2 separate regions of the Homo sapiens genome follow, and region 2 is linked to region 1. A link is an interaction called in ENCODE POLR2A ChIA-PET data of the cell type or tissue named here. Cell type or tissue: Panc1. All regions are shown on one strand. Links, peaks and the distances in the headings refer to the core of each region. The heading gives the core; the rest is flanking DNA.

Region 1 (4,404 bases), core at 168-4,167:
TACTTTTCAACTAACAAATCAATGTTTGTAGGAAGAGGCACTAGGTTTAAAGTATAACTTTAAACTCTCATGGAGCATATATTTTGGTGAGGAAGATAGATAATAAGGAAGTGAAGGGCACAAAGAAACCTAACAGCTTCCAGTAGTGATAGGCTTTGGATTTTTTTAAAAGAAATGAATAGGGTAATTGGAGGGTAACTGGGTGATAGCGTTTGGATGTTTGTCTCCTCCAAATCTCATGTTGAAGTGTGATCCCCGGTGTTGGAGGTAGGGCCTGGTGGGAGGTGTTTTTGTCATGGGGGTGGAGCCTTCATGAAGGGCTTGCTACCATTCTTGTGTAATGAGTGAGGTTTTCACTCTATTAGTTCACAAGACAGCTGGTTGTTTAAAATGAGTTTGGGACCTCCCGTCTTCCTCTCTCTTGCTCCCTCTCTCACCATTTGACGTACCTGCTCCCCCTTCATATCCTACCATGATTGCAAGTTTCCTGAGACCTCACCAGAAGCCAAGCAGATGTTGGTGCCATGCTTGACAGCCTGCAGAACTCGGAGCCAAATAAAACTCTTTTCTTTATAAATTACCTAGTCTCAGGTATTCCTTTATAGCAAGGCAAAACAGACTCACATACTGGGGAAGGAAGTTTTATATAGGGTGATCATGCGGGGCCATCCTGATGAAGTCATGTTTAAACCAAAACCCGAAAGATGAGAAGACAGTCGTGAGAAGTGAAGGAAGAGTCTTCCAGGCAGAGGGACTATCAAAAGCAAATATCTCAAAGCCAAAACGGGCACAAGTGGCCTTTTTGGAACATAAAGGAGCCAGCACGTCTGACTGAAGGTGAGATGAGAACAGGTAAGTAGGTGGGAGCTTTCCAAGGGGAGATCTGATTGGCTATGGCAAGAGATTGGATTTTTAAGAGCACAGTGGTGCCATTATGGGATTTCAATGATATGAGTCTTGTGGTCTGCCAAAAGATGACCTGTTCAATAAACTTAAACATTGACCAAAACTTTGTTCTTTTAATTTATTTATTTAAATTTATGTTTAAAGTTTAGAGCTCTCTCCCTGTCTTGCAGCATCTCAAATTGAATGCAGTACTTTTAACAGCTTTTGAAGGTTCCTGTGAAGTTTTTGTTGACTGGTTCTGATTTTATCTCCCTAGCAGCATATTAGGGAATGGTCAGATAGTCAAATGGCCACAAATTATAGAGAGGTTTAGTATTCTGATGAATATATTTAATATCATAAATCAACTCTAACCAACACCTTAATGTTTCATTGAGGGATTTTTATGTTTATATTAATTTCTTTCTAACTCTTTTTAGGTCACTCTTAAAGTTTAATTTTCTAATATTTTAGTACTTTTAAGATACTTTCTCCATTACTTTTCAAGTAACAAATCAATGTTTGTTTGTAATTTTTATTATCCATAGCCCTTATTTATTATATAATGTGATTGCTCTCATCACTGTCTGGTTCATTTCTTCATTTAGCCTTTTAAGGGTTTTTTTTTTTTTAACCCTTTTTAAATTCCTCCTTTACAGTTTGTTGTTGGTGGTGGTGGTGGTGGTTTTTTTGTTGTTGTTGTTTATTTGTTTGTTTTTGAGACAAGGTCTCCCTCTGTCATCCAGGCTGGAGTGCAGTGGCATGATCCCGGCTCACTGCAGCCTTGACCTCCTGGGCTCAAGCGATCCTCCCACCTCAGCCTCTCAAGTAACTGGGACCACAGGCACATGCCACTACACCCAGCTAATTTTTTGTATTTTTTGTAGAGATGGGGTTTTGCCATGTCACCCAGGTTGGTTTTGAACTCCTGAGCTCAGGTGATCCACCCACCTCAGCTTCCCAAACTGTTGGGATTACAGGTGTGAGCCACCATGCCGGGCCTACAATTTCATGTTTATGGTTAAGGTAACTCAAGTTTGAACTATTAATCATACAGTCTGTTATGCTAACCCCTTTTAGGTATTCTTTCTAGTAAGTTGAATAATTTTCCTTTTCCACATTGAGTTCTTCTGCAAACTGTTACTGAGTCTATGTATACAATTTTTCCTGGTTAGAACTAAAAATGTTAGCATTTATTACATGGTAGGGTTTTATAAGCTACTTCTTGTTTTTTTAGGATACTCTTTAATGTTAATTTAGTGTTTGAAAAGTAAGAAATGACATTGAAATAATTATTAAAAGCAAGTTTTTTTAAATAAATCCATATGTTTGATAAATTTGGAGAATTGCATATTTGGCAAATTATCATTGGCTAAATTAAATTTCTGTAAATTGGCATTTGGCAAGTTGATTTTCAGATAATTCACTCAGAAATTATTCAGTTTCCATTAATGAAGAAAGAACATTACAAAGAAAAAACAAAAAATAAATAAAATAAAAATAAATTTAAAAAGAAAACAAAAAAAGAAAGAACATTGACATAAATGTAGAACATGTATATTGAATTCAAGCCTTTTCTTTTTGAGAAAAACCTGCTTATAGATTTAATTTGGTTTTAAAGCTTCCAATCATCAAAGTTGTCAGGCATCTCTTTATATGGTTTTATAAAATTAAAAAATGTCATAGTTTCTGCTATTCTTTCAGGGCAGCCTTTTAAAAAAAATGTTCACCTCTCATAAATAATATTTTCCTAGGATGAGAACTCAATTACTAAGGAGAAGAGTTAACATCAATTCAACAGAGACATGCTTTGTTAGTGCTTCTCAATGCCTTCCTGGATTTTTTTCTCCAGTAAAGTTCCTGGTATACTGCCGGATGACTACCCAAAATGCAGTTACAATTGTGGGATTTTATGATTTAAAAGTAATTTAAAAATCAATTCCCTTTGCCGTTTACTCTAAGAGACAATTATTGCCTGGTATTGTTTTGAAATGTGGTCAGATAAAAGAAAAAAGAAGCTTTCTCTGGCCCTCTCCATCCACCAAGTCAGAGGTTATACTTTCCACTCAAGTTCCATTTTATGAGAATGGCAAATATTTGTGGTATGTCTTTGCTGTTTCTCTTTTTCTCCCCCTCCCTTTCTGAAGCAGTGCAAAGAAGTTGCTTGTGAATTTTTGCCCTTTCTATTCTACATTTTTCTCAAGTATTTCTATCTTTTCTTGTCCCTGTCTGCATTTTACTTTTCTGCACAAATACCAACTAAAATGAGTATATTTTAAGAAAAGTAGGAGCAGTATCATCTTTACAAAGGAATTAAATGTGCTTGAAATTCCAGTGTCTTTCCTCACCCAGGATAAAGCAGAATGACAGATTATTTGAGTTATACACTTTGACTTAGAAGACAAACATTTCCTCTAAACAGGTGACTCCAAATTTCTCATTATTCTTATTACAACATTTTGGGGGTAACACAGATTTTTTTTAATAAATAAATAAATAAATAAGTCCACCAGTGTGGTAGGTTAAATAATGCCCTCCTCCAAGATGTCCACATCCTAATCCCTGAAACCCGTGAATTTGTTATCTTACATGGTGAAGGCTCTTTGCAGATGTGGCTAAATTAAGGGGTTTGCAATGGGGAGATTATCCTGGGTGGGCCCAATGTAGTCAAATGGGTCCTTATATGAGGTAAGAAGGAAGCTCAATATCAAAAAAGAAGATGTGGTGATGAAAGCAGGGGTTGGGATGATGCCACTTCCGGAAGGGGGCCCTGAACCAAGGCATGGGGACAGCTTTTGGTAGCTGGAAAAAGCAAGGAAGCCAATTCTCCAGCAGGAACACAGTTCTGCCAACCCACTGGTAACTTCTGACCTCTGTATGAGAACAAAGTTGTGCTGTTTCAAGTCACTAACTTTGTTGCATTTTGATTATAGCAGCAATAGGAGACTAATACAACTGGAATATAAGAGGAACTTTCCATTGGAGTTCTTTTTAAAGAGTAGGGCCTCTTTAAAGAAATATTTTTTTTGGACTGTCCTAAATTGTGTATTAGGAAGGAATTTTACAAACTTTACTTATATCAGCAGTAACGGTGGAGCTGGAGAGTATTGTGTCTTCTCCACGCTGCACGGCGAGAACCACCAACAGTGTGGTGGAACTTATGGCCCTTTCCAAGGCCACGGCTCTTTTGGCCTGCAGATGTCAGCCCACACATCTCCCTGTGCTTGTGGATTGGTTTGGTGATCCACTGGGTGTCAGGATTTCTTCCGATGGCTTTATGGAATGGATCAATGAGGATAACCTCAGAAAATTTGTATGTGGAATCTTCACCAACCCAGTAAGAATTCAGGACTCTTAGAGCCCCACAGTGGCATCCGGCTCGCTCCTCTGCAACAGACTGAAGGTTTCGGGCAAACTTTAGCTGGTTAACACCGTGATGGACAGGCTTGCTGTAAGTTGCACCCTTGGAACTGGGCGTTTTTGGCCACCACGGCGCACACGAATCCTACATATAACATA
Region 2 (4,404 bases), core at 184-4,183, 63 kb before region 1:
AGACAGTTTTAACCTCAGTATGACCTTGACCCTTAAAAGCTAAACACAAACAAAAGACTAGAATCTACTAGACTCAAACAGACAGAAGAGCTATAACACTCAAAAGAATTTCTCTAGCACCTAGCAGCTCCAACAAGGCAGACCTCAGATGGCTGATCTGTTCATACTGTTTCTCAAACAGATGTATCTCATGATACAGATGAGGATTTTTCTATGAAAAAATTTTAGTCTACAGCAACATTAAGACATTATTACTAGCGGCACCTTAGTCATACAAATGTAAGATTTCCAGATCTAGACAGCCAATGCTGTCACCATGCTGGCACTTGCTGAAGGAAATGTCACTGTTGATAAAATTGCAATAGTTAACAACTTAGCCACATATTTTTAAAAACAAGGCCAAACAACTTTCTACTTCTGCTACGCTGGTCTCTCTACTGACGCTCCTGCAACTGTGTTCTCCTTTATGCTGCTTTGGTGGCCCTCTTTTGCTGATATCATCACACACAAGATGACAAGATGTGTTCTTTCTCATTCTACTTCTGCCATATTGTCTCTTTCTCTGACTGAACATGTCAAGCATTCGTGGTTTGTGCTGTTCACTCTGTAATTAATCATACACATTTTTTAACTATTCTTTCTATATTCTCTCTTCTTTCTACATATTTGATTTCTACACACACACACATACACACACGTACGTATTATCCCACCAATGAAATTCTAAGCTTCTCAAAGACAATTTTTCGTATATAACATACACTATTAAAATGGCACTCAAGACATCTGCTGAATTTAATTTGCTGAAGAATAATAGAATCTCAAGGCTGAAGGGCATTTAAAAGTCACCTAGGCCAATCATCCATCTGATGTTTGAATTACTAGGCAGCCTACACAGCAAGTTATCTTATAATAAAATCTAAGCTTGTGGTACATGAGTATGTAGTACAAACTGGCTATATCTAAAACATGATATAAGTTCAATCAAATTAATAATAATCGTTCTTATGACATAAGTATAAAGACTGTACTTCCAAAGTATTTAAAAAGAAACAGAATAAAATGTCCACAGTAAATATATCCAATAACTAGGCAGAATAAACATATTTGGTAAAAGAGGTACAAGTGTCATAGGACTTGGGTAATTATTTTTTGTTTAGTAAATTAATAAGCCATCAATGTGACAGCATTCATTTGAAATTAATTTTTTAAAATCATTTTCATAAAATGAATATATACAAGATCATGTTATACATCATTATTTGCTTAAAATTTTACTCTTCCAGTGAACTCACAACATCATAGTTGAGATTTAACTGGACTACAGAGCTAAAAACAATATGATTGAGTTAAAAATCATATTTGACTACGAAAGAGTAACTGTGACTAGACAAATCTTGCCACCATAAACAGCTGTTAAACTGGACAAAATTATTAAGCAACAGTTTTTAGACAGACAACAGGCAGCAAGCACTGTAAACCCTGAGGAAAAAGAAACAAACAAAGCAAGTCTCATGATCACTTGTTTTTGTCTGGAGGTGCTTTCTTAACTGTGGGACAGAGAGGGGAACGTCAAAGCACAGTGATCTCACTGAACAGAGATCAGAATCTGAGGAAGTAGTGGCAGCTGGAATTTGAGGAAAATACACAGACAAAGAAATGTCTATGAAGGCACCCTTGATACTCTGACTAAATTCTAAGCTGTACATACATACATACAGGGTCTCTACAAAATTAACTAAAGAAATACTACCAAAGCTCTTACAAGGCTGGGGGATGTTTTAATTTCAACCATCCAGAATGAAGAAACTTTGTTGAATGCACAAGTCATTTGATAGACACCCCAGAAAAGTCATGCTTTAGAAGCAGAGCTAATCTAGACCTGGAAAAAAAGTCTATTTTAGAGCCATCCTAATATAAAATCTATGCAAAACACAACTAGAACAAATAAGTGAGTTTAGCAAGGTTGAAAAACACAAGATCAATATACAAAAATCAACTCCATTTCTATATACCACCAATGAACTATTAGAAATTGAAACTTCAGAATTTGAGGTACTCAGAGATTTCATAAACAAAGGATGTAAAGATCTGATACTGAAAACTACAAAAATATGGCTATAAAAGACCTAAATAAATGAAGAGAGATATCTTATTTCATGGGTCAGAAGGCTTGATATTGTTTAGATGTCAATTCTTCCAAAATTGATCTATAGCTTCAAAACAATCTCAAACTGCCAGTAGATTTTGAGTGTGTGTGTGCATAAAAATTGACAAGCTGATTCAAAAATTCATATGGAAATGCAAAGGACCAAGAATGGCAAAAGCAACTTTGAAAAAGAACAAGTTGGAGGGCTAACACTTCTTAATTTAAAGACTTACAAAGCTACAATAATCAAGACAGTGTGGTACTGGTTTAAAAATAAATACATCAATGGAATAGAATTAAAAGTCTCAAAATAAAAGTATGCAGATATGGACAACTGTTTTTTGACACAGGTTCAAGGCAACCACAGAAAGGATAGTCTTTTAAAAAATGGTTACAAAACGATGTACATATGCAAAAAATGACCTTGAATCCATATCTGAAATCATATTCAAAAATTAACTCACAATGGAGAGAGGGGCATAAAGACACTTTTATGATGATAAATATGTTCACTGTTTTCATTATAGCTATGATTTTATAGGTGAATGTATATTAATTTTTAAAATTATATATTTTAAATACAGTATTTCTGTATGCCAATTATACTTCAGAAAGCTGTTTTTAAAAAATAAATAGGGTCTTCAAACTGAATTGCAGTAATGAATTTGGGGTGGTGGGACATCATGGCTGAGCTTGCTCTTGGGTAATTTAGCAAAAGTTATTTGCTGTAAGTTTGATATTATTTCAAAATAAAACGAAGGTCATAAGGGACTATTATAAACAGCTTTATACCAATATTTTTGAAATTTTAGATGAGATGACAAATTCCTAGGAGAAAAAATTATCTACATTGATATAAGCAATAAAAAATAGTATATCCAATAGCTAGTAGAAAAAAATCCAACCCATAGTTTAAAACCTTCCTAACAAAGAAAACTCAAGAACAGATGTCTACCTGTAAATTCTTCCAAACATTAGAAAAAAATACCAATCTGATAGAAATTCTTCCTGAGAATAGAAAAAATGAGAACAGCACCCAAACTATTGTATGAGGTCATCATAACTTTGATATCAAAGCCAGTCCAGGACATTAAGAGGAAAGAAAAATACAGGGCAATCTCACTCAAACACAGATGCAAAAATCCTAAACTAAATATTAGCAAAACAAATGCAACAATTTATATAAAGGATAACACATTACAACTAAGTTGGGTTTATTCCAGAAATGTAAAGTTACTTTAATATGTGAATAAGGAGAAAAATCAATAGATACAGAAAAAAAATTTGATACAATTTAATATCTGCTCATGATTTTAAAAAACCAGAACTCAGCAAATTAGGAATAAAAGGCAACTTCTTTACTTTGATAAGAAAGCTATTAAAAAAAAACCTGTAAGGCTGGGCACGGTGGCTCAAGCCTGTAATCTCAGCACTTTGGGAGGCTGAGGCAGGCAGATCACAAGGTCAGGAGATTGAGACCATCCTGGCTAACACGGTGAAACCTCATCTCTACTAAAAATACAAAAAATTAGCCAGGCGTGGTGGCTGGCACCTGTAGTCCCAGCTACTTGGGAGGCTGAGGCAGGAGAATGGCATGAACCCGGGAGGCGGAGCTTGCAGTAAGCCAAGATTGTGCTACTGCACTCCAGCCTGGCGACAGAGCAAGACTCCGTCTCAAAAAAAAAAAAAAAAAACCTATAGAAAAAAATCTATAAGAAATAAAGCAGGAAGGACTTGTTCTTCCAGATATCCAGATAGTCTAAAACTACAGCAATTAATATAGTCTGGTGTATATACAAGTATAAACAAACTGATCAATGTAAAAAAATAGATTTTTTTTTAAACAATAGCCTAAGTGGGTGCTTGATGTGTAATAAAGAAGAGAACACAAGAGTACTGGGAAAGTGCTGAAGCAACTGGACATCCATGCAGGAAGAAAAGGTGGATTGCAGAGGGAACATGAAAGGCAAAGCAATAACAGCTTCTAGAACATAGGAAAATATCTTCACACTTTTAGAGTCAAAAAAGTTTTCTTAAACAGGACACCAAAAGGACCAACCATAAAGGAGAAGGCCTGATAAGCTGGACTAAATTAAAACTAAGAACTTGTGTTTTTCAAAAGACAAGAGAGGAAAAAGGCAAGCCACAAAGTAAGAGAAAATATCTGCAACACACATAGGCAAAAGAAGAGAACATATCCAGACTATATAAAGAACCTATGCATCCTCGAATGGAAGGTGCTTAATAAAAAACAA

Evidence for each region. ChIA-PET counts read pairs that join two places held together with the same protein. Peaks named below come from ENCODE experiments on the same cell type or tissue, not always from the same donor. Only the 100,000 strongest peaks of a DNase experiment are listed, where the experiment ranks them.
Region 2: POLR2A ChIA-PET joins it to region 1 with 8 read pairs; 2 of 35 experiments call an interaction of 5 or more read pairs at or near these places.

What each region holds. Positions count from the first base shown.
Region 1 is chr10:114,900,905-114,905,308 of GRCh38, reverse strand. It overlaps the pseudogene RPL15P13. Among named protein-coding and RNA genes, the nearest start is that of TRUB1, 35 kb to the left of the region's middle. In Panc1, for the core only: no CTCF peak of the experiment used is centred there; no DNase peak of the experiment used is centred there; H3K27ac peaks cover 1,128 bases.
Region 2 is chr10:114,964,370-114,968,773 of GRCh38, reverse strand. All of the region lies in intron 4 of TRUB1 (TruB pseudouridine synthase family member 1), which reads right to left. Among named protein-coding and RNA genes, the nearest start is that of LINC02626, 28 kb to the left of the region's middle. RefSeq lists a silencer at 1,467-1,667. In Panc1, for the core only: no CTCF peak of the experiment used is centred there; no DNase peak of the experiment used is centred there.